Regions from separate parts of the Mus musculus genome. Here regions 1 and 3 are each linked to region 2. A link is a loop called in an ENCODE intact Hi-C map of the cell type or tissue named here. Cell type or tissue: left cerebral cortex. All regions are shown on one strand.

Region 1 (8,000 bases), 69 kb before region 2:
GACAGCCAAACAACATACCCTTATCATTGAATGAAGCCCAGTAGGTGGTTCCCAGCCCGGCCTGCCAGCAGAGGGTCCCTGGGGAGTGCTATCTTAGACTTCCGGAGCTAGACTGGGCTAGACCGTCTCTCTGTGACCTTCACAGTTCTTCCAGCCATCCATCCCCTCTCCTCGGCAGAAAGTGGCAACAGTTCTGCCTGCTTCTGTCTAGCCAGGAGCACATGTTTGAGGATCCATTAAACCGAAAATAAAACATGTGGGCTCCCTGGAAATGAGAACTATGTTAAAACAAGGAGTTATTATACTTGTATGCGAGCCAATGAAGAGCAGAAATACAGCCCCAAGGCACGGTATTGATTTGGTCCTGGGTGCTTCTTACAGCCGAATAAATCTCACACCCCTCCCCGGAAGCGCCGGCTGAGCGGATGGCAGGGGTCCAGCTGCCAGCCTCTTCACCCTACTACAAGGTTAAGTCCGTTCTTGGCTCAGACCTGCTCTGACACCCTCCTCCAGCCTGGCCGGTGCTGGCTGCCCTTCCTGTGAACAGTGGTTACAGGGACAATTCCAGTTGTGAGGCTGGCACCTGGCCAAGAGCAGATGCCCTCTAATTAAACTAGGGACAGGTCTTCCCAGAAAAAAAAAAATCAGAAATTTGCTCTGAAGACCCAAAGGTTGGAGATGGCGGGTGGAGGTGGGGTAGAGGGAGGGGGTTAAGACTTCCAGGTGCATCAGGGTTCTGGCGTTTGCTTGTTCTGGCCATTACTGGATTTATTGAGTGTTCAATGTCAAGTTCCGAGGTAAGCCTAGGGATACAGGTGTGAAAAGCGTATGCCCCCGTGGGCACCCTGAAAATGCTGAGTATGAAGCTGGGAATAGAGTGGGAAGCTTCTAAACCGTTGTGGGCAGGGGTGGGGGGTTGACTTACAGACTCTCAGCAGGGGCCACAAGGGATTGCAGATGCCTAGGGGAAGGATGCTAAGGTGGAATAGTAAGGTGTGGCTGAGGCTCCGGTACAGGAAGATGATCCGTGACGCCGGGAGTGGTGGCACACGCACGCCTTCAATCCCAGCACTCGGGAGGCAGAGGCAGAGGCAGAGGCAGAGGCAGAGGCAGAGGCAGAGGCAGAGGCAGAGGCAGAGGCAGAGGCAGAGGCAGAGGCAGAGGCAGAGGCAGAGGCAGAGGCAGAGGCAGAGGCAGAGGCAGAGGCAGAGGCAGAGGCAGAGGCAGAGGCAGAGGCAGAGGCAGAGGCAGAGGCAGAGGCAGAGGCAGAGGCAGAGGCAGAGGCAGAGGCAGAGGCAGAGGCAGAGGCAGAGGCAGAGGCAGAGGCAGAGGCAGAGGCAGAGGCAGAGGCAGAGGCAGAGGCAGAGGCAGAGGCAGAGGCAGAGGCAGAGGCAGAGGCAGAGGCAGAGGCAGAGGCAGAGGCAGAGGCAGAGGCAGAGGCAGAGGCAGAGGCAGAGGCAGAGGCAGAGGCAGAGGCAGAGGCAGAGGCAGAGGCAGAGGCAGAGGCAGAGGCAGAGGCAGAGGCAGAGGCAGAGGCAGAGGCAGAGGCAGAGGCAGAGGCAGAGGCAGAGGCAGAGGCAGAGGCAGAGGCAGAGGCAGAGGCAGAGGCAGAGGCAGAGGCAGAGGCAGAGGCAGGCGGATTTCTGAGTTCGAGGCCAGCCTGGTCTACAGAGTGAGTTCCAGGACAGCCAGAGCTATACAGAGAAATCCTGTCTCGAAAAACAAAACAAAACAAAACAAAACAAAACAAAACAAAACAAAAAAAGATCCGTGACGACTGGAAAAGATGATCCGTGACGACTGAAGAGCCAGGAATGGCCATGCTGCAGGAGTTCATAGAAAGAGCCCAGGCTTGAGCAGGGCAGGCGGCTGGTGTGGCCAATCACTTAACTCAAAGGTAGATTAAGATGGCTTGATGAAAGAACTGGTTATGAGGAGGCAAAAATGACATCGGGTGTGACTCTTCAGAACAGGGGTGCTGACAAAACATGGCTGGGGAATGAGAGGTAATGCTTGCACAGGCCCGTATGTGAGCTAGAGCGCGGGACAAAGGCGGCGGCTGCGGCGGCAGGTGCGCAGGGGAACAAGCCGGGCAGCTGCCTTCCCAGCCACGGTACTGCGGTCCTGGGACTTGGGCGGGCTCCTAAGGTACGTGTCCGCAGAACACTGAGCCCCAACTTGGCACATAAGTTTCTCTTGAAATGAGATGCATTCCTCTCACTATCCCAAGCCTCTCTCTCTCCAGCTATGACATCAGATACTCACTGTGTTCATCCCCGTGATAAGATACTCTCTGGGTGAGGTGTTTCCCCAACATGAAAAAAAAAGACTCCACTTCTCCTGTACTAAGGCCTCCCAGAATGCACAAGAACTGCAATTCACATGCTTAAACCATGCCATCTGCCCAATTATTACAGCACGACTCACAACCGGCCACATCATCGTGGTGGCATATTGAAAAGCAGGGCTCAGGATCCCTCTGATACTGACTGTTGGTGGTGTGTCATGACTGGTGCAGCTGCTGAGAGCAAGGCAGATCGCACTGTCAGAGAGTTCCAGCCCACGGGAAGGTCACGCTTGCCATAAGTGACCTTAAGCGCAGTGAGCTTGCAGCTGGAGAAACACTGAGTTCTCAGGGCAGTGTCACCGAGGTCCTGGCCTGAATCACAGGGACCACAAATCTCGGAACAAATGGAGATGAGGCAGCTGCAGAATGCATTCAGATATTCTGGTAGCTCAAGTCTGCCCAGGGGCAAAGTGATCCCAGGCCTGGAGGAGCCCTTGCCACTGGGGTCTGACCCCAAGGCTAGCCTGTGTAGAAAGTGGGGACAAGAAGGCAGGGGTGGGTGGGTGGGTGGGGGCAAACAGAGGCAGAAGGGTAAGAGGGCAAGGACCAGGTGTGCAGGGGACTAGGGTTTGGGTGTTTCTCAGGGAAGTGTCCTGAAGGGTTTTGAGTTTGGTGTGTGTGTGTGTGTGTGTGTGTTCAGGGCTATAGGCTATAGCTGTGCCAAGAAGTAGGCAGCGATGCACCTGTTAAGTCGCTCCCACCCCTATTAAACCAAACACGCTGAGTATTTGGAAAGAGAAGAGAGGGCTGGGTCAAGGCCAGCTTTCTCCTTCTGTCCGTGCTTGAAGCTGGAGGTCGGTTCCACAGGACTCTTAGGGGTGGCTCTGGTTGGAGATCAGACTTAGAGATGCTGGGTGTATGGCTTGAACCAGGGAGTAGAGAAGTTCACCTAAATATTGTCTGTGCACAAGACGCAACAGGGACTCATTTAAAGGGCCGACTCTTGGAGAGAGTCTCCTCTCTCCACCGTAGAGATTCTGAGACGGGTGTCCCAAGCACTTACTCGTTGAGAGTCCCTCAACACTGGCGACTTCTTGGCCTTCTAACATCATTTCCCTGAGCTTGAAATCTGTGTCAGCCCTGTAGAGCTGCGAATGAATCACGCTCCCGGATGGGACCGCTGAGCGCCAAGTAGCCGCCAGGGGGCGCCAGAGGCCTCGGCTAGGAGCTCAGGCTTCTCCGCCCGCGGACGCCGCGCCCGAGACGAGCCAGAGCGCTGCGGGCTCACAAAGCGGCCGGACGCGCGGCGGCGGCAGGTGCGCAAGGGAACGAGCCGGGCATCAGCCTTCCCAGCCACCGCGGTACAGGAACCCCAGCAACTCGGGCGCCGGGACTCGGGCGGGCTCCCAAGGTACGTGTCCGCAGAACACTGAGCCCCAACTTGGCATATTTGGCGTAGTTGGGACCTTCCTGAGGCCATCTCCCGGGCTGGCAGGGTCAGGGCCTGGGGGCATTTCTGCGTGTCCCTGTTGCGCAGAAGCCGCGGGCCGGGAGCAGAGAGACCTTTGCCTTAGCTGGGAACGGGAAGCCCGGCTTGAGGGCACCCCAAAGCCCCCGTCTGCCAGAGCCTGGGATGATGCTCAGAGCGCCGTTATCCCTATCCCTACACCAGAGCTGTGGGGCCCGTCTGTGGGAGTGCGGCTGGCACATTGAGCATCCGGGTTTTGGGGGAGATGTACTGGAGCCCCACAACGGAGAGCCGGTGAGAGGGTCTTCAGTAGTTTGACGGCGGCCCCGAGTCGGTGACCTAGGCTCTGCGTTTGTAGCTGTTTCCATGCATAAGGGCTCTCCAGGTGCAACCTCCGTCCCAGGTGTGAGAGGGACCACCCTGTCCCCGCGGTGAGCCCAGGCGCTGCAGCTTGTGCGCGCCCCTAGGCGCCCAGACACCCGGTGGGAGTGAGGGGCTTGAGGTAGCCCTGTTGTCACCGGCTCACGCCCGTGTGCCCTGCCCCCAGATGCCAGCGATCGCGGTGCTCGCGGCGGCCGCCGCGGCGTGGTGCTTCCTCCAAGTGGACAGCCGGCACCTGGACGCGCTGGCCGGTGGCGCGGCCCTCAACAACGCCAATTTCCTAGACAATGACCAGTGGCTGAGCACTGTCTCCCAGTATGACCGTGACAAGTACTGGAACCGCTTCCGAGATGTGAGTTCGGCTGGGGGTGGAAAATGGGGGGGGGGGGCTCAGAGACCAGTGTAGGGGTTGGGGGTGGTAGGTTCAAACCTCTCATGGAGGTCCACAGTGCATCCGTCTAGCCTGAGAGGAACTTTAAAGAGAACTTGGAAGGCTGGGTGCTCTTGCGTGTTACCTGTATTCCAGGTATGTGCACTTGTAGGATCGATGCAGCTGTCCTCACAGAAACAGGGCACAAACCTTAAGCAGCTTGGGGAGAGGGGCTCTCCAAGTGTCTGAGAGCTACTGATGGCAGACTGACTTTACCAAACCCTGGAAGGAAGGTCCTGGGAGCTGCAGGATCTGGCTATCTTTTGGGTGCATCAGGAAAAAAAAATCTCTAGTGATGTGTATAGCTCATTTATTAAGAAGCCATGAGGTCAGGCATGAGGGGAGGTCTTGGGGGCCTCCTGGCAATGAACTTGATGGGATAGCAGGGAACAGTGCAGTGGCTTGGAGTCTTCCAGACTTCAGTGGAAGGGAAAAGGGAACAGGCAGCGCAGAGAATCAGAGAATCCTTTCCCCAGGAGAGTGCCAGGTGGGATGTGGGGGAGAAACCCTGGGGCATCAGGGCACATCTGCTGTTTGTCTCCGCCACAGTCCTGGCTCCTACATACCTCTGTGCTTCCAGAAGATGGGGCAAGAAGCCCCCTTCCAGTAGGACCTGCTCCCCAGCCCCTTCAAAGACTCCCCAGAGTGGTAGGGATTAAGGGGACATTAGGAATCCCTGTCCCCGAGATGCTTTCAGTATTGTAAAAATGTCTAAGACTTACAATGAGTAAAGCTTTTATGTTTGAATGTTTTGTTTTTATGCAGTAGTTTATGTGTTAGAACATTAAAAAAGCAATATATAATAAATTACACACACACTATATATATATATATATATATATACATACATATATATATATATACCTGAGCCATACCATATATATATATATTTAAAGGGGTGACCTGAGCCATGCCACTGGACATCATCACAGTTATATACAGAGGTAGAGAAAGGCACCCCATACTTTTCTCCATGGATTTCTCAGAACCCATTCTCAGTATCTCGAGGCCTTGCAGGGAGCTAGTCTCTGAGGAACTGCATGACTCCAGATGGCTTCCAGTGCTTTCTAAATAGCACCTGTCCAGATCTCCTTCCGGGATTTGCTGCTATATCCTCCGAGCCCCTCTCCTCCCTGGAGGAGTTTCTTCTGGGAAGAGCTTTTCAAACACACACTGAATCTCCTTGGTTATTTGGGACTGTTTGCCACAGATCTGCCTGCTGGACCCAACAGAAGGAGACTCTAGTCTGCATCTCACAGTTCCTAACAAGTTCTCTTAGCCATCTATGGCGCTTTTAAGATCTTGAGGGCCAGCCTGAGATGTTACCATGCCTGGCCAGGTGTGTGGGGAAGGGAGCATGGAGGGGGAAAGACATAGTTTTGTTTTTGCTTTAATTTATTGCGTGTCAGTAAGGGTTGGAGAATCAGGCATATGACGGACCCTTACACACCTGGGCAAGTTGGGCTTGGTTTAGAGCAGTGGTTCTCAACCTGTGAAGAGCAACCCCTTTGGGATACTGCATATCAGATATTTACAATATGATTTATACCATGCATATCAGATTTTCACACTATGGTTCATAACAGTAGAAAAAATTACAGTTATGAAGTAACAACAAAATAATTATTGTATGGTTAGGGGGGTCACTACAATGCGAGGAACTGTATTTAAGGGTCTCAGCACTAGGAAGGTCAGAACGTTTGGTTTAGAGGATGGTCCGTCATTGCTGGGTGTCTTGGAACAGGGGATGCGTGGGTAGAAACACTTGAGCCTGCTGGACCTCTGAGTTGCGTGAAGGCCTGCAGCCTCAATGTGCCTTGAGTTTAAAGCCATAATTCCCACTTAGCTTTGCATCTTAAGAAAATGAACAGTGTATTTCTTATTTTTCCCTTGCCTGCATGGTCTTGACTAAAAATAGCAGACCAATGTTTTCCACCAACTCTTGACTGATGGTGAGATTCTGGCTGCTTGCTAAACCGCAGCATCAGGCTTCTCCTATGTGGACCTGGACTCCTTTCTAGGAGGGATGCTATGTTCATGTCTCTTAGCATGGCTGGGAACACTGCCTTCATGATTGCTTTGAAGAAGGGCCCAAGGTTTAACCACGAAGCAGGAAGCCTCCAGAGCAGATTTAGCGCCAAATGTGTGCTTTTAGCAGCGTATAGTTTGTGAAAATGACAATTTGGTTCAGCACACCATTATACACATCCAAAGATGTTAAAATATTTGCAAACATCATCAGTCATCAGCCATTTTCTATGCTTCATGGAGTCATGTGATTCCCGCAGTGGCTCAGATATAATTGAATGCCATTAACCCCTTTAAAGTGGTGTGAACTCAGATCAGGGGTCCTTTTAGAGCAGGCCCAACTATCTTTAGTTGGATCGTAGAAGTGGAGAAGCCCTTGGGGACCGAGGAGATGGAGGCTGCTTTCTCCAGACTTAGGCCACCCTAGGGACAAGGGAGAAAGTGTGTCTCAGGTAGCAGGAGCCTGGCTCGCCTGATCAGTTCCAGGGATCCAGTTCTTGCTCCAGGTTAACAAAACCTCAGCTTCTTGGCCTATTATTCTGGGGCTTCTTCTTTGTTTTGTTTTCTGAGACAGGTTTTTTTCTGTATAGCCCTGGCTGTCCTGGAACTCACTCTGTAGACCAGGTTGGCCTCGAACTCACAGAGATCCCCTTGCCCTCTACCTCCTGAATGCTGGGAATTAAAGTTGTGCGCCACCAGGCCTGGTCAGAGCTTTCAGTTGTGAAGTCTCTGATAGCTTTTAAGGACTATGGTAAAGATGCATGCCAGGTTTGAAAAGAAAACTACCCATCTCTCACCACCAACTCATTACTTTGTTGGAGTTGGATGAGAGACACTTAGAAGTGACTTTTGGTCTTGGGGAACTAAAAGCCAAGGGTGATCTTACTTCATTTTGTCTTATTTTGATGTTTCGAGAGAGTTTCCTGTAGTCCAGCCTGGCCTTGAACTCACTATGTAGCTGAGATTGAACTCCTGACTCCCTGATCTAGCTAGTGCCGGGATTATAGGTGTGCAGCACCATGCTCTGCTCTGCGCAGTCTTTTTCAGAGAAGCGATCATACTGACTGGATCAACTCAGAAATGGACGTGATGGTGCGAATGAGTTCTTGGCTTTCTTGACTGTCGAGTTTGCTATGGCACTGTTGAAGGTGACCTGGTGGCTCCTGAACTGCCACTTTTAAAGGTGTCTTGTCACTCTCAGCACATGAATATTCACGATCTCCAGTTTGAACCATTAGATGACCTCATGATTAGCTGGCTGGAGTTAGGGATCCAGTAATGACATAAAATCACTTAGATGGCAGATCCTCTATACACTTGTGGTTCCTTCATGATCTTGTGGTTGTTGCCCTTATAGTTCCTCCATGAGCTCATGGTTCTACCATGAGCCTGTGGTTCCTCTGTGC
Region 2 (8,000 bases):
GCTGTCTGTGGATTGATAGGAATGTGAGCTGCAATGATCGATGATCTTCTTGCCCACATGTGAATGGAGCATTTGGTATATTCAATAATAATTCTAAAGGTACATTTAAATCAAATTTTAATCCCAGCAAATACACTGCTGGCAGAAATCAGTTACCCAGCAATGCTATCTATTTAAGACAGATCACCTGCCACTTGGCTCTGTGTGCTGGGATATTGAACACAGCTCTATGCGGTACGATCAGTATCATGTGTTTATCGTCCTTATCAAACACTGTTTGCTGGCAGCCTGGGGGAATGGTGACTTCCCACTACAAAATGCTCGCCTGCCTTCCTAACGACATGGCTATCCCAGTGTGGTTGGAAGCAGGCATACAAGCATTGAACGGAGAAGAAGGTTTCGGAAGAGTGGATAGAGGAAGTGAGAAAAGAACAACTCAGGGAAGCCAGGGTCCTGCTGTGCTTTGGGAGCAAAACAGAGGGACCTGGGGAAACCAAACTAGAAAAAAAGCATAGCTGGGGGAAAGGTCAGAGCCACTCCATTATAGTACTGCAGAAACATGGGGCGTGGGGCACACGGAGGGGTGCAGAGGGAAGGGGAACCTGATGTAATAATGCTATCATACTATATATTATAGTGCTATAATAAATAATGTATACTATATTATATATAATACTATAATAAAAGCATCGGTCCTGAGACTAAAGACCACTCACCGTAAGGCAGAGACCACTGATTCGATGTGATCCTGACGAGAAGGGTTTTGATTCACTTAGAAGGCCCTCTAAGAGGCATCAAGGGAAGGCTGTCTGTGAATGGGTGTGTCAAAGACCCAAGTGAGGACTGATGTGGGTGCTGGAGATGGGGGCAGCCGTGGAGATGAGAACGGAGAGAAGTAGAAGGTCCTGGGAGAGATTCTGGAGGGGAATTGGTAGGATATGTTGACTCTTAGTGAGGAATCAAGTAGAGGAATCAGTAGAGGTAACTCACACCACTTTGGTCTCTGCCTTAGGGGGTTAGGTGTGCCAGTGAGGAATTAACAAGAGAATCAGAGTTTGGCACAAGGGCACCAACATATGGTCTCATATCTGTGTTAATTACTGGTGCATTGCTCTGGCAGCTGACAGGGAGGAGTTACTTTGGGGTTGGCTGTAGAGGGTTCAGTCAATGGTCCCTTGGCTCTGTGGGGTCAGACGCATGTTGAGGCAGACCATCCATGCAACGGACATTGCATCTTAGGATACGTTTTCATAGATTCATCCCTTGCCCTCTCAGAAGCAGCCTGTGGAGATCCTTACTCTATCACACATCGCCTTGCCTGGTCTCCTGGACTCTCCTTTATTTCTAGATGGATATTGCCTAGTCACCATGGCTCTAACATTCTGCATGTTGGCAAAGCTGGCATTGTGGATGGCTTCCAGCTCCACCAAGAGCTTGAACAGTGGATGGGTTCAGAAACCTCAGAACACTCATGCCCCAGGCATCTGTGTGGATGTATGTGGTACCCTGGAGCCTTCTTTTCAAAGCAAGGACTTCTGGATGAGAAAACAACAACAACAAACAAACAAACAAAAAAACCTTTCCACCTTTATTCTGAGGTAGGCGTGGGCCAGCCAAATTCTGAGACACTCTTAGACTTCGGTTTAGCAGTGCTTATATTAAAACAACCATCTACTCTTTGTCCATGACCTGAAAGGGCTTCATTTCTGGCCAAATTGTTCACATTCAGCTCTCAGAACCTTGCTCCTAGTCCTTACTACAAACCTGCTAAAAGCATCCAGCGACATCAATGTTGCATTTCCAACATTATGCTGTCTTGAAATTTCCTCTGCCAAGCTAATTAGCATATCACTTTAAAATTCAACTCTACTTAAAGTCTCAGGGCAGTGCCAAAACAAGGGGAAATGCTTTCTCATTATTTAACATGAATGGCCCTTAGTCATTGTGTCGTCCCCCCACCCCTCAGGTCTCCAGCCTGTCTGAAATCTGTGCACTGGAGTTAGTCTGATATCTATCAGCACTATGGTCTTCTGAGAGTTTGCCAGGATAGGATCACCATGAAGCTCTGATTGCAGTATCTCAGGGGGTTTCTTCACTCTCCATACTTCTCAGATTTCTCCCACAAACCTGTTTCCAAGGCTTAATGGCTCCATTTTCCTGGAGTCACAGAAGCAACTTTTTAGCTTTTCTTTTCTTTTCTTTTTCTTTTTTTCTGCTACCAATTTCCATTGTTAGTTATTTTTGTGTTGCTGTGACAAATACCTGAGAAAAACAAGTATGGATCAGAGCCAAGATGTATTTATGTTTGTTTGAAAGTTTAGAGGGTTCCTGGGCTCCAGGCTTCAAGGTGCACACTCTGCTGGTGTGAGTCCATTGTGTGGACGAGGTGGTTGGTTATGTCATGGAGGATAGGAATCAGGAAGCCAGACAAGGATCGAAGGTTTAACTTTGTGCAGCACTAGCAACTGACTCCCTCCAGCTGAAGTCCCACCTGCCAAACTTTACACAAACAATCAATGATAAACACATTTCAGGCTTAAGCCATAACACTGTTGTTACTGGTTGGAGAAAGTCCTTGGTAAAGCTCATTTGAGAGAGAACACAGAACTTCTGTCCAGTGATTCACTAGCAGAGCCTTCAGATTTTCCCAGAAAGATGGAGGTGTGGGTGAATGAGCGGTCAGCAGAAGAAATGTACATTCTGTGGTATCCTGAAACCCATTGGTAAATCCAGATGGCACCAGGAGAGCAACTTCCCTAGAGGGCAGTGAGACTGAAGCTCTAATGGCCACCTCTGCAGGTTCCTCTTATTGGATGGCCTCCTGCTGGGTTCCTTGCAGTTCAGTGTTGGGAACAAAATAAGGGAGGGAGGGCCTGGGGGCCCTGGGGAAAAGTGGGGAGAAAAGGGGGCCTAACGTCCCAGCCAGAGTTCCTGTGCTCTGGGCAGGCAGACACAGGCAGAGCTGCCGGACGCTTTTCCACACGGCCTGGGTGAACATGCCTGACCTATGGCGGTGGGGATGGAAAAGGGACAGCCCCCGACCGGGACCCCAGAGCTACCTTGCTAAAGCCCTAGGGTTGTAGGAGAGAGGGATGAGGGAAGGAGTTCTCAACACTGGCGAGAGTGGCGCAGCGGATCTAGAAGGAGCAGAGACTCTCTATGGTTTAAGAGCTTTATTATAGAAATGCAGGGGAAAGAGAGAAAGGGGAGAGAGAGAGAGAGAGAGAGAGAGAGAGAGAGAGAGAATGCAAGAGAGAGAGAATTCGAGAGAGAGAGAATGCGAGAGAGAGAGAGGAGAGAGGAGAGGAGAAGAAGACAAAGAGAAAGGGAAGAGGAGAGAGAAGTGAGAGTAGTGAGAGGTAAAGAAACAGAGGAGTAAGAGTAAGAGAGAGGTGGGGGCTGAGCACCCCTTTTAATGGTCTTTGCTGTTGCTAGGTAACTAGGGAGGAGTTTAGCCTGAAGGTCAGAAGCTTGGGTCATTGTTTACATGACTATTGACCATGCTTCTCTTGTGGGGGCTGTGGGAGGTGATACCTTAGGCAGGGGCCAGAGTTCCAGGAGCATGAGGGAATGCCTACCATGTCATGAAGGTGAATTATGACCATCGGGGTTTAGACTTCAGCTCGGCTGGATACCAGCCTGTAATTCCCCACACTTCAGTGTCCCTGACAGGATTCTGGTAGTGACACTTCAGTGTGTAAAGCAACCCCAAGCTACCCTTAGTTGTTTCTCTGTCACCAACATTACTGGACTTCTCCTTCTTGTAAACTAACCTGTCTGAGCCCAGACTGAGCCCAGAAGGTTGATAAATATACACTGTTGTTTAGTTGTGAAATGTCCCCACAAGTTCATCTGTTTGAACACTTGGCCTGCATCTGGTGGTGCTGTTTGAGAAGCCTTAGGAGATATAACCTCACAGGAAGAAGCAGAGCACTGGAGGTGGGCCTTCATGCCTTACAACCAGGCCCCGCTTCCTGTTAGCTGTCTGTATCCTGATCAGCACCCTCTCCTGAAGACATGTCTTAGCCTGCCTGATAGGCTGTGTCATCCCGAGCTGTAAGTCAAAATATCCTCTTCCCTGAGTTGCTTCTACCTCCGTAATGAGAGAATTTACCAACATAATGCTATGCTCATGTAATGTTACATTAGCAGGTGTTCTGAGGTGGCTTGTGGTAAATTATGTCTTTGCTTATCTCTTGCTCGGAAGTGGACAGTAATGGACACTCTAGGCTCCACTGTGCAGGTATAGGTAAGGTGGATCTGCCTCTTGGAAAGCAAGAAAGGAAATCATGGCACTAGGATATTGTCTTATATATGGGCTGAGTTGTCTCTGGGTTGAAGTCAGGTCACAGGTCTGAGATCCTTTCTGAGACATTTTGTGATTACCACGCTCTGAATATATTTTCATGGGTGAAACACTGTCACCTGGATCTGTGGCTTCTTATAGCTGTGGCAGGGCTGCACCCTCCTTGGCAAGCTTAAGAAACTCAGCCTTGCTTCTGTCTGACACTGGTGATATATGTGTGCATAGCCCACACTGCTTTGGGACCCAAGCATCAGGAGGTGTTGGACTAGGATCTATCATCTCTAACATGCATCCCTGTCAGATGCAGGAAGAGACAGCAGGGAGAGGACATACACACTGCTTGCCCATTTGATCTGAAAGTGACACACATTATTCTAAACCACCCTGCTAATGGGAACAAGTCCCACCCTTCCACCTAGATGTGAAGGAGGCTACAAATGAAGGCCTGGGCTCGATAGTTGCTTTTTAGCAGCCCTTGTGCACTGTGGGAGGGGAACCCGAGTCTTTGATGGGTGATTCACTCTTTTCTGCACACAGCAATCTTGTGGATGCCTCCAGGGAGCTCTGTGGAGACTGTACCCTTGGCAGAGATGCCAGCGTGCTCCTGGTGTTGCTTGGGTAGAATATAGCTGTCAGGGGTAGTCATACTTAGAAGATTTTTTTTTGTCAGCTCATGTATTTCCTTTCTAGGGACTTCTAGAAATATCAGGATGGGATTTCTGGAAGCAGGAGGTCATACATAAACCTGGGCTCCGTGCAGTTAGCAGTTCTCAGTATTTCTGCTTGGGGAGACAATCCAAGTTCTGCTAATATAAATAGTCTTGAAATATGTCTGAGAGTGGATCACCAGGTTGCCATTGTTGTTTAGAAGTATTTTTGTGGTACAACTCTTGGCTCTCATTCTGGACTCATAGACATACCTAGCCCTGAGTCCAACACAAAGGCATTTGCTTGGGTGACTTCTGGCTCTTGGTCCTAGATTCTCCTTTTGTACATTAAGAAGAGGAGGTACCCTGAAATTTCACATGGGCCTTACATTGGTTTGGTAAGAATGAGTTTGTTCTTCAGCCCACCCCCACTGCAAAGCTGAACAGCTTGCTTTAGGTTACTTTTTGAAGCGCGGCCACAAAGAATCCTTATTTATTTTGCCAATGTCGGTCAACAGCCAACAAGTATAATATGTTTAAATAGGAGTTCCAGAGAAACTGTGCATTTGCTTTGAGTGTTCAGATTCAATGCTAGCCTCTGTATTTGAGAACCAGAAGCCAATAATCTGATTGCTGGATGGGTGGGAGTTGATAAGCTTAGAGGTGGAGGAACCATTCATATGAAGTAGAAACACCAAGCATTAGTGGCAATGTATGGGTGGTGTGTTAGTCAGGGTTCTCTAGAGTAACAGAACTTGTGGAATGTCTCTCTATATTGAGGGAATTTATTGTGATGACTTACTGTCTGTAGTCTAACTACCCCAACAATGGTCAGTTGTGAATAGGAAGTCTAAGAATCTAGTAGTTGCTCAGCTCCACAAGGCTAGTTGTTTCAGTCGGTCTTCTGTAGAAGTAGATTCCAACCAATGTGTGGCAAGTAAATGCAAGCAGGCGAAAAAAAACAAATTTTCCTTCTTGTGATGTCTTTATGTAAGTCTCCAGCAGAAGGTGTGGCCCAGATTAAAGGTGCGTACCACCATACCTGGATCTGGGACTTATTTTGTCCCAGGCTGACCTTGAACTCAGAGATTTCCTTGCTTCAGTCTCCTGGGATTAGAGGTCTGTACAACCTTGCCTGAGCCTAAGCTTTTCATGACCACTATGCCTCAAGATCTGGATCACAGGTAAGCCCTCCAATTCTGGATTGTAATGCATTCCAGATATAGTCAAGTTGACAATCAAGAATAAACATTATAGGCAGAACTTGCTCTATAATCTGGAGACTGTTGGCATCTCTGTTCTATGGATGCAGAAGGTGTGGCTGTTCTTCCAATTCCAAGATGCTGCACAAATATGGCCAAGCCATGCTTGGAGTGCTGGGTCAGTGAGGGGCTAGGAAAATGTCCTTGTGGGATTGAGCCTTATCAGTTCAGGGGGTCTTGTCTACCTTGGTTCAACTCCACCCTCCCCTCTTTTCTACCTTTCCCTCCCCTCCTCCTCCCTTCCCTTGCCTCGGAATGAACCCTTCATAATATGTAGAGGGAACATTTATCCCAAAGTTTGAGGGCATTTTAGGGTGTTAGAAGTGAAACATCTGTTGGAGGTAGGAGCTGTCCAAAGTATTCTGCGAGTTTTGCTTTGTAGTCTGTGACACAGGGATGCACAGTCCCTACCATGTAGTGTGTAGTGTCTACTACCCCGCTTTAAGCTCTGGGCTGACTGAGCTACCAGCCCCCAGCCAGCTTCCCTTGGATCTGTGGATGATGACACACACACACACACACACACACACACACACACTAGCTCATTTTTAACCTGCTTTATGGCTCAGTGACTGGGCTCTTCTAAGCTTCTCTTGACCAGCATGCCCTTCTCTGTACATCTTGCTCAACACCTCCGAATCTGCCTTCAACTTAGTTACTGCTATCTCAGGCCCAGTTGGGAAATGGCCAGTGGCCACTCCACCTAAGATCTCACATGGCTGGTGGCTCTCTCCTCTTCTGAAACATGGTGAATTCCCCTTTCTCTTCCTCATCTCCTAGCCTGCCTGCAGGAACGTGGAAGTCCTACCTCTTCTGCCCAGCCATTGGCCACTAGCATCTCTATTGATGGATCAAGAACCAATTGGGGAACAGGACTTTCAGCATTTACGTGCAGATTCCAGATCAGAGCGTCAGAACCACCCCTCCACTTCCCTTTTAAATTTCTAAAACTGGTGCTCTAGGGTGACATGAGAGTGTTTTAGGATTGGTTTTACTCTTGGGTACTCGTTGGGGTGAACAGGTGAAGGTTTGCTGTGTTAGAGGTTCTAGGTACGCTTCCGTGTCCTCCAAACCAGGATTCAAATGCAGATGTGGGTGAGCCTCAGTTCTCCCCAGGGCTCATTGTTCTATTACCTGTTGGCATTGCGTTGCTGGACCTATTTCATAATTACTCACATATATTCTTTTGTTGGAGGTGAACTTGGCAGCAGCATTGCAGGTTGTGGCTGTTTGGAAGGAAGGTCACTGACACTACGTGGTGGCACAGAGGGAAAGATCCACAAGTGAGCAGGGGCACGTGGCAGGTGGAGAGGGTCTCACATTCCACTGCTTCTAGCTCCACAGACCTGATGGGAGTCAAGAAAACAAACAGCCGGGAGAGATCAATAAGCATGTTAGTAATACATGTGCACACAAGGCAGCCCATCCATTCCATTACATCCAATCTCAAATGTTGGTTTAAAATATTAGCTTCGTGAAAACACCTTAGAAATAGTCAATAGAAACAAGGGGCAGCATGACATTTTTATATCCAAAGTATGTTTTCTTATACTTATCAATGTGGACAGAACCTTTGGTAGATATATTTATATATTTTAAGAATAAGAAGTCCAAAATAAAAACCCAGGGAGATTTTTTTTATTAAAAAAAAAACCCAGTTTCATTGAGAAATAACTTATATGCACTAAAACCCACCTATTTAAAGTGTGCGGTTTGAGATTCAGCAAATGTATGCAGCTTGTAAATCCTGCCATAATCAAGACTGAGAACGTCTCCATCGCCATC
Region 3 (8,000 bases), 52 kb before region 2:
TTTTCATTACCCGATACTTCCTCCCACCCACTGCTCCTGCCAGGCCTGCTGGATGTGCTCACTGCGGAGAAGGGAAGGGAAAGAATTCCCTTATGTTCTTTCAGCATCATCCATGAGCTGGAAGCACGAAGCCACCTCTCTAGGCCTGGTCAGCCATTCAGAAATGTTTTATAGGCCATTGGTCTTTATCTGGAGAGGATTGCGTCCCTGAAGACTCTGGCCGCATCTGGCCACATCTGGCCTCATCTGGCTGCATCTGGCCACATCTGGCCACATTTTGAGTTGCTATAGTGCGTGGGCAGGGAGGGGCAAATGGTGTCTAGTGGGAAGGGTGCTGTGTAGGAAATCTTCTTTTCCCCCAAAGAAATCTATAGTCAGGTCAAGGTTGTAAAAGATAGCCCATGGGTAGGCCATTCCTTTTATGGTACTTGAAAAAATTAACCTCTTTGAGAATCTTTTGCATGTATATCATGTACCCTGTTCCTATATTTCAAGTCCTCTCAGCTCCTCCTTCCATATGCTCCTCCCAACTTCACGATCTCTCCACTTTTTCCTTTTTCATAACTCACTGATTCCAGTTAGTGCTGCTGTTTGTGCACGTGAATGGAGGGTTTGCCACTCACTGGGGCAGGGGTCACCTACCGGGGTCCACACCCCTGGAGAGAATGGACTCTCCCCTCTCAGCCAGCAACCGCCATGAGCTTCTCTGCTAATGACAATAAATGCAAAGTATAGTTGCCAGATTGGGGAAGCTGAGGACATGGACATCTACCCAGCCGCCCTCTCAGTTGTTCACTTAAGAAATCAATGGGCAAATGGCTCCCTAGGTCTCAGGGGTAGGGGCGGGGCAGCTGGGAAACAGGCATCGAAGTCCCTGCCCTCAGGGAGCTTATACTTTGAGACACACACCCTCTTGCAACATTTGACTTCTCTAAGATTAAAGTCAGGATTAATTGAATAAATATGTTTTGTTTCATATCCTCGGAGGGGAATGTGGTAAGTTACTGTAGACAACCCACTATAATCAAGGCCGTATGACTTTTATTGTTTTTTGTTGAGAGAAAGAGCTACTGGGAGTTGTTCAAGATGCTCAACGCTTCCCTGTGAGTTACGGGAACCGTCTTCACTGCAAACCAGAGGCCCATTTAATTTTCTTACCTCAAAGAGTAGAGGAATGCAGAGGAAAACATTTCCATTCCCTCAGAGTTGACAGTTTCCAGATGGACAGGCCAGGACCATCCCTTGGTCTTTGTCTTACCATCCAGCTCATTAATATGCCTTACTGTCAACAAGGGGGGTTCTCTCTTTCAGCCTGTCCCTGTCCTTTATGCTGAACAGCAAGCTTTTATGACCTGCTCTATGACTCCACAGCAGTGTCAGTTGTGCCATGTGGCCCAGCATGCTTCAAGCTTGGCCTGTTCCAGGGTGTCCTGATTATGGCTCCGGCATGAGCACCTCAGCTCTCATATCCCCACTTCTGCATACTGAGGGTCATCATCTGTGGTCAGCCCAGTCCAACATTCTTCCTTGAGGCAGGAAAGGAGTCACAGCCTATGACAAAGTCATCGAGCCCAGTAGACTCACAGGTGACGTGGGATCCTGTCTTAGTCTTGGTTCAAGTTGTCTACAAGTCTAGATAGTACAGGTGGATGAACATCATCTCTGTTTGGATGTTTTTTTCTTCATAATGGGTCTTAGGATAATAGGAATATCGTGTGGTCTACCCTAGGCTGGTGGCATGACTTAGTGCCACCTCATCTCTTCCTTCCACTGCCGCCTCCTCCTCCTCCTCCAAGCCTCCCCACTGACTGTACTCACGTCCAGCCTGTGTTGCTCTCTCAGCCTGGCTGGCCTCAGATGTGAGCAGAGTTGAATGCTATAGATGTGGGAAGGGGTATGGGGGTGTGTGGACAGACACAGTTCATGTTTCTGGTCTGGCCTGAAAGCTTTTTTTTTCTTCTTTTTTTTCTTTTTAAGGATCCATTTCTTGCCTGTGTAACTCCAGTGTTATACTAGGCTGAAAGCATTCTTTCTCTTCCCTAGGCCTGGATTAATTTCAAAGATCCATTTAGTTATTTGGCAAGCTCTAAGGTACCTGGGGAAATGGAGGATGCCTGTCCTATAATACACTGCCCCATTAGCACAGCTCTGGAGGCTGCCTCCTTCCCTTCACGTAGATTTGTGATCACAAAACATCTGACCTGGAACTTGGCACCCAAATGATCTACAGTAGGGTCTTAGACACTTTCTCTCAGTAGGCTTTAGAGTCTTATTCTTTCTTTGCTATGCCCGTCCCACTGTAGAACTAGTCTTTCTGTAAATGTTTTAGTAACACACAGAACAGACTAGTGGAAGAGTCGGGCCTCTGAACGAGCAACAGGTGTCAGTACAGACACAAGCAATCAGTTTGTGGTGTATGGGCGGGGGGGTGGGGGGGCGAGGACAGAAACGGGGTCTCTCTTCCTATCATTCAGCTTAGGTAAATTCTCCCCGCCCCTTAGCTCAGGTGAAAGCTTCAGTTTGAGAGACTCCGTGGTCTCCATCACCAAAGCTTTCTTTATCAAGCATGGCCCAGGCTTGAGTGTGCCAGCTCAGCCTTAAGTCCTGTTTCCGAAGGCACCCATGCCTACTCAACTAAACAATTAACTAGGTGATAGGAATGCAAGGTGTTGGGGGTTGATCTGGGAAGGTCATCCCGTCCCAGTGAAGCGGTTAGTTAAGCTTCCAGGAGAAGGTGCCATCTCTGAATTGTAAGGTGGCTTTTGGGGGAGAAAGGGCTAGGTGGCAGAGAAGGATGCTGACCAGGAGTGTGCCTGAGGAAGCATCGGCACCCAGATGAGCCCCACTACCCCACATAGCTGAGGCTTTGCCCAACGCCCCATTCACAGATATTCTGTCTAGCAGCTGAAGGAAGCTGAAGGAACTTAGAATTTTAGTTTCTTCTTCTGGTATCTTTCCAAGTGCTAGAGAAGCCCGAGTCACAACCAGAGCCACCCTTCTCGAAAGATCGCAGCTCTCCTCCACCCTGCTCTGTTGGGCCTTGGTGTTCTTCCATGACAAGATGCAGCAGCCTTTCTTCTTCCTTCCCAGAGGCTCTTTGTTATTTAGTGTAATCTGCTTAGTCCCTCCTGGCCCTAAACTTCCCACTTTCCATAAAATTCTTAGGCATTCTCCTGTCCTACTTTCAGGCTGGAATACGGGTGGAGCCATTCTTTAGAGGGGGTCAGGTAGGCATGAGGATTGGCAGTAAGCTGGAGCTCCACCACATTTACACCCCCTTGGCTATACATTGCTCTTCTATTCAGTGCTCACCCTCTCTGTACTGGGAGTTGGATGTAATCCACATCTCCAGGAATCTGTAATCTCTCTGCAGGGCATATCTTCTCTGTGTGGAATGATACAACTCTATCTCTAAGGAAAGCAGGAAGGCACATAATGGGATTAGTGTACTGCACTTGCATGGGCTGATTAGCTCCGATTGTCTCAGGGCGGTATTGATTGTCTTTTGAAAGTTATCGCAGTGTTTGTGTGTGTGCATGCTTGTGTGTGTGCACACATGTGCCTTAAGGGGTGCAGAGGCGAGCAGCCTCCGCTTCCCGAGGCCAGTTGCCAACACTTGGCCATGTTTACTAAACACGGGGTGGGGGAGTGATTTTGACTTTTTGAGGGATTTCAGCCTGGGGAATAAACACAAGGCATTCATTTACTTTTGCATTCTGCTTTCTCTTAATAAGATGGATTCATTTTCCTATTATCTTAGGATTTAAAGCCAAGACCAGTTGAGTTGGGAGCCTCCATCTGACATCAGATTTGAGCCCTCTTTCCCATTGCTTCACACCGTTAGACTTGTGGTACGCTGTCGGATGCACACTTGGTTATTTAACCCCTTCACTCCCAGGCTAGAGGTCAAGATGTGCCCTCTGGAGGACCACTTCCTTGATGTGGTGGTTCACTCAGGGTCAACCTCTTCCTCTGGCTTATATATAATATTTTTGCCTTAAAACTGTAAAAGCCCATTTCTATACCACAGTGCTCATCTCTTATGGGTAAGAAGGCTCCAATATTTTATTCAGGACAGTGGCTGCTGAGGGTTCTAAGGCCTGTGGTTACAGACAGGGTAGCAGGAGTGCTAAGCTTAATATCCCGTGACTCTTAAGATGATAGTTTTGAGAGCGTCCATGGGGCAATTAGGGATATCCTACCATGTACCCAGAAAGCAGAGAAGTTATATACATGGCCAACGGTATTAAATATATCCCAAGAGCCTCCTCTCTGGTGAGAAACCCATCCCTATCCCATGCAGGTTGTCTTCATGGAGGGGTGCATTAGATGGAGTCCTGGGCTTTCTGGGAGTTGTTCCTTTGTCTCCTCAACTCTCTTCTCCTCTTCTTAGCAAGGGGTGGAGGCACAGGCTTCCCCAAGGCTGTTCTTTCTCTAGATTGACCCAGTCCTCTCTAAGCTGCTTTCCCTTGTTTGGTTAGTCATAGTGCACAGATAAGCAAGCTTGCCGCCTGAGGATATATCTGAATTGGGAACTCAATTTTTTTTCTCAGTTGTAGATCCCTTTCTTCCTTTAATAAAGCAGTTTGCTCATAATGACTTTTGGTAGCATTTGAGGGGAAATGCATTTTCCCCGGGGAACCTGGCTGATCTCACATGCCCGCAAATGCTGGCAGCTGTCACCCCACTTCCCCTTAGTCATCCAGTCACGCAGACTTGGGAGTGGCGAGGAATCTTCACTGTAGAGAGAAGCTTCTCTCTAAGAATTGTTCTCTGCCTTGCCACCACTGCCCGCTTCCCAGCAGGTAAGAACGTGTAGGTTTGGTCATCGTGAGAACGTGGGGAAGGAGTAGTAAGAACCCACCCTTGTTTAACATGCTTGTGAAATAAGGGCCTGACGTTCTGCTTGGTAGCATAGAAATTCCTTGTCAATATGAAAATGTACAGCCTGCACGCTGTCTGTTCTGCTTATTGTGCGCACACCCCGCCCTGAATTTGCATCCCGGGTACTTTACACAGCTCATTTAGGAGGCCTGAAGTGGTTAAGTGGCTAGCCCAGGCAGGAGCGCTAATGGGAAAGAGGCAAGCTTTAAATCTGTTGTCCCTCCAGTCCTTCCTCAAGCGGGAAGTAAACGCCATCCTGTTTGACAGGAGCCAGACTTACTCCACTGTTTTGTGCACACCCCCCCCCCCCCCCCCCGCCTTCCCAGAGTCTCTTGGATATTCTGAAGTGGGAGTGTCCTCTGACAGCTTTTAACAACAGTCCTTAGTGCCCGGTGCTGTCCGAGGTGACATGTGGAGCTTAATGGGGGGCTGTCTCTCTGTTGAAAGTAGGCTGTCTCCCCTTCAGATGCAATCCTTCCCCAGGGAGCAGGCAGGGGAGATGTCATGGTCCAGTGGCTATTGACCTGCTCCCATACTGAAGAGCTTTTAGGGCCTGCTGACAGCTGAAGGGCTTGCTTTGACATCTGACTCCCCCTTTCTTCCCCATGAGCCACGCCAGGCAGTGTCACCGGAGCCAAAGCGAGAGGTGGTGATTCCTACCTCAGCATCTTCCCTGTTTTTAGAAAACAAAAGAGATAAACATGAGAAAAAAAATCTATACACTGTCCCTCCAAGAGAGCTGTATTGCTTTATGTGTCTATACGCACATGCTCTGAAATGACATGGTGTGTTTTATATGCCTCTCCCATTTAAAAAGCTACAGAAATACCTTTCTAGGTAGTCCTCTGGTGGATAGATAGTCCAATAATTTATTTTAAAAGTTTTTTTTTCTTTTGGAAAGAAAAATTTTTGGTTACACATTTGTGTTACTTCCTACTTTCTCCTGTCAGGAAGAACATGTTAGGGGCGGATTAATTCATCAGCCATCTCTACAACAATTTCCTTAGGAAACATTTTTCAGAAAAAAAAATTTTTTTAGGGAATTTCTGTGAAATAAAAATATGCTGAAATAAAAGCCTTTAGATATTGTGGTGAGGGTTTGATCCCAGGGCCTCTCACAAGCTGGTTGAACGTTCTTCTACCAAGCTGTATCCCAGCCACAGGGCTTTCCCTAGGTTGTCATCAATACCTCTAGAAACCTCCAAGACCCTAAATCCTTCCATGGGCTTAGATCTTTACTCTTTAAGCCTTTATATTTCTTTATCATAAAAACTATTTCCCCTGGTGTTTTTGAATTGGTATCCTTGTGATCATAGTATTTTGTTTGTTTGTTTTTCGAGACAGGGTTTCTCTGTGTAGCCCTGGCTGTCCTGGAACTCACTCTGTAGACCAGGCTGGCCTTGAACTCAGAAATCTGTCTGCCTTTGCCCCCGCCACCCCCCCCCCCAAGTGCTGGGATTAAAGGCATGTGCCACCACTTCCTGGCTAGATCATATTATTTTTTTTTATTTAACATGTAAAGTGCACTTGCTCCTGGTCCCATGATCTGGGTCATTGGGTAAAACATTTGCTGCATAAGCCTGGTGGTCTGAGTGTGAGCCCTGAGCTCCACAGAGGAAGGAGAGAACGGAGTCCTTGGAGCTATTCTCTGACCTCTATGTGCATGCTGTGACATGTGGAATAATAATAATAATAAAATAATAATAATAACATTTGCTCTTGCCTCTAATCTACCCTCTTGTTCTTTTATCTTCCTTATTACCTAGCACAGACAGCCACTTTTATCATCATATTTATGTATGATATAAATATGTAAGTTACATTTGTAAATAAATACATAAAATTATATAATATATAATATATAATTGTAAAATAAAATAAAATAAAATTATATAATGTATTTCCAACGTTTTAGATCAAGGTGTCAGGTCCAAGGGGCTTTCGGCACCGGATGGATGAACTGAGGCAAGACGGCTCCAAGGTGTGGTTGAGGGGAAGGTTATATTGTAGATAGGAGGGAGAGGAGAGCCAGAGGCATCTGCAGGAGTCCAGAGCAGGGAGAGAAAGTAGTAGATTGAACATGGCCAGCAGACTGGAGCAGGCCGTGAGCGGAGGGCAGAGCATGGTGTGGGGAGAGTGGGGGGAAGGGAAAGGGGTTACCTAGGGGGAACCACGTGAGGGAGACAGGAAGAGAGAGGACCAAGGGAACACATGAACGGAATGGCGTGGTTATACGGGACCGAGAAGCTCGGAAGGAAAGCTCGGAAGAAGTTTAGGGTAGGGGGAAGACTGAGAAGAGCTGACAAGAGCCAGGAGGCCAGCATGGACTCCAACAGGTATTCACAACACTGAGAGAGACTCTGGAAGCCAGCATGCGCTTTGGCATACAGATAGGCACCACTGGTAGCCATTTGTCGAGTTTCTTTTGAACCTGACGCAAGGTACGATTATCTGAATATTGTTTGTATATTATTTTTTTAATATATTAAACATACTGACAAGACACTTAAAAAATACCAAAAACATAGAAACTTTTGTCCCTTGTGTTTAAAGATGTTCTTGGTGGACATATTTTCTGAGACACCTACATTTTCAATAATTAACAGATCTAAGAAGTTGACCGTGGACACAATAATGGTATTTGGTCTACAGTAAAGTTCCCACTTCCCCACAGGGTTGTCAATAGCTGCTTCTCACTTCAGGAGCTAGTTGGATACTGAAGGTTGATTCTGGTTATTATTATTATTATTATTAAAATCTAGAAAAGGAGGACATTTGTCAGTTTCTTTTGGGAGGGAGGCATCTTTTGGGACATGGGAACTTTTGGAGCACGAGACCCATGGTTCCATCAGATGTCACCCAATTCCCATACTTGATCACTTCTTCACAGTGAGGTTCCGTAGACTTTTTGGCAAGATTGCACTCCTCTTTTTTTTTTTTTTTTAATGTTGAGACAGGGTTTCTCTGTGTAGCCCTGGCTGTCCTGGGACTCACTCTGTAGACCAGGCTGGCCTCGAACTCAGAAATCCACCTGCCTCTGCCTCTCAAGTGCTGGGATAAAAGGCATGCGCCACCACCGCCCAGTAAGATCACACTTCTGAGTGATGTATTCCCAC

What was found. Peaks named below come from ENCODE experiments on the same cell type or tissue, not always from the same donor. Only the 100,000 strongest peaks of a DNase experiment are listed, where the experiment ranks them.
Region 1: a loop joins it to region 2, with 2.2 times the contacts of the local background. A loop is called at or near these places in 4 of 42 quality-filtered maps.
Region 3: a loop joins it to region 2, with 2.1 times the contacts of the local background. A loop is called at or near these places in 4 of 42 quality-filtered maps.

What each region holds. Positions count from the first base shown.
Region 1 is chr13:57,903,890-57,911,889 of GRCm38, reverse strand. It overlaps Spock1 (sparc/osteonectin, cwcv and kazal-like domains proteoglycan 1), which reads left to right and starts at 3,558. Exons shown (of 12, transcript NM_009262.3): 1 at 3,558-3,698; 2 at 4,303-4,488. The coding sequence starts at 4,303. In left cerebral cortex, a CTCF peak has its summit at 3,481 (motif pointing right); DNase peaks (open chromatin) are centred at 4,242, 5,013, 5,691, 6,487 and 4 more places; H3K4me3 peaks cover 2,693 bases; H3K27ac peaks cover 1,738 bases.
Region 2 is chr13:57,834,766-57,842,765 of GRCm38, reverse strand. All of the region lies in intron 2 of Spock1 (sparc/osteonectin, cwcv and kazal-like domains proteoglycan 1), which reads left to right. Among named protein-coding and RNA genes, the nearest start is that of Spock1, 70 kb to the left of the region's middle. In left cerebral cortex, a CTCF peak has its summit at 4,905; DNase peaks (open chromatin) are centred at 1,829, 4,529, 4,877 and 5,325; H3K27ac peaks cover 1,016 bases.
Region 3 is chr13:57,886,597-57,894,596 of GRCm38, reverse strand. The region is part of intron 2 of Spock1 (sparc/osteonectin, cwcv and kazal-like domains proteoglycan 1); the gene reads left to right. Among named protein-coding and RNA genes, the nearest start is that of Spock1, 18 kb to the left of the region's middle. In left cerebral cortex, no CTCF peak of the experiment used is centred here; DNase peaks (open chromatin) are centred at 31 and 4,683.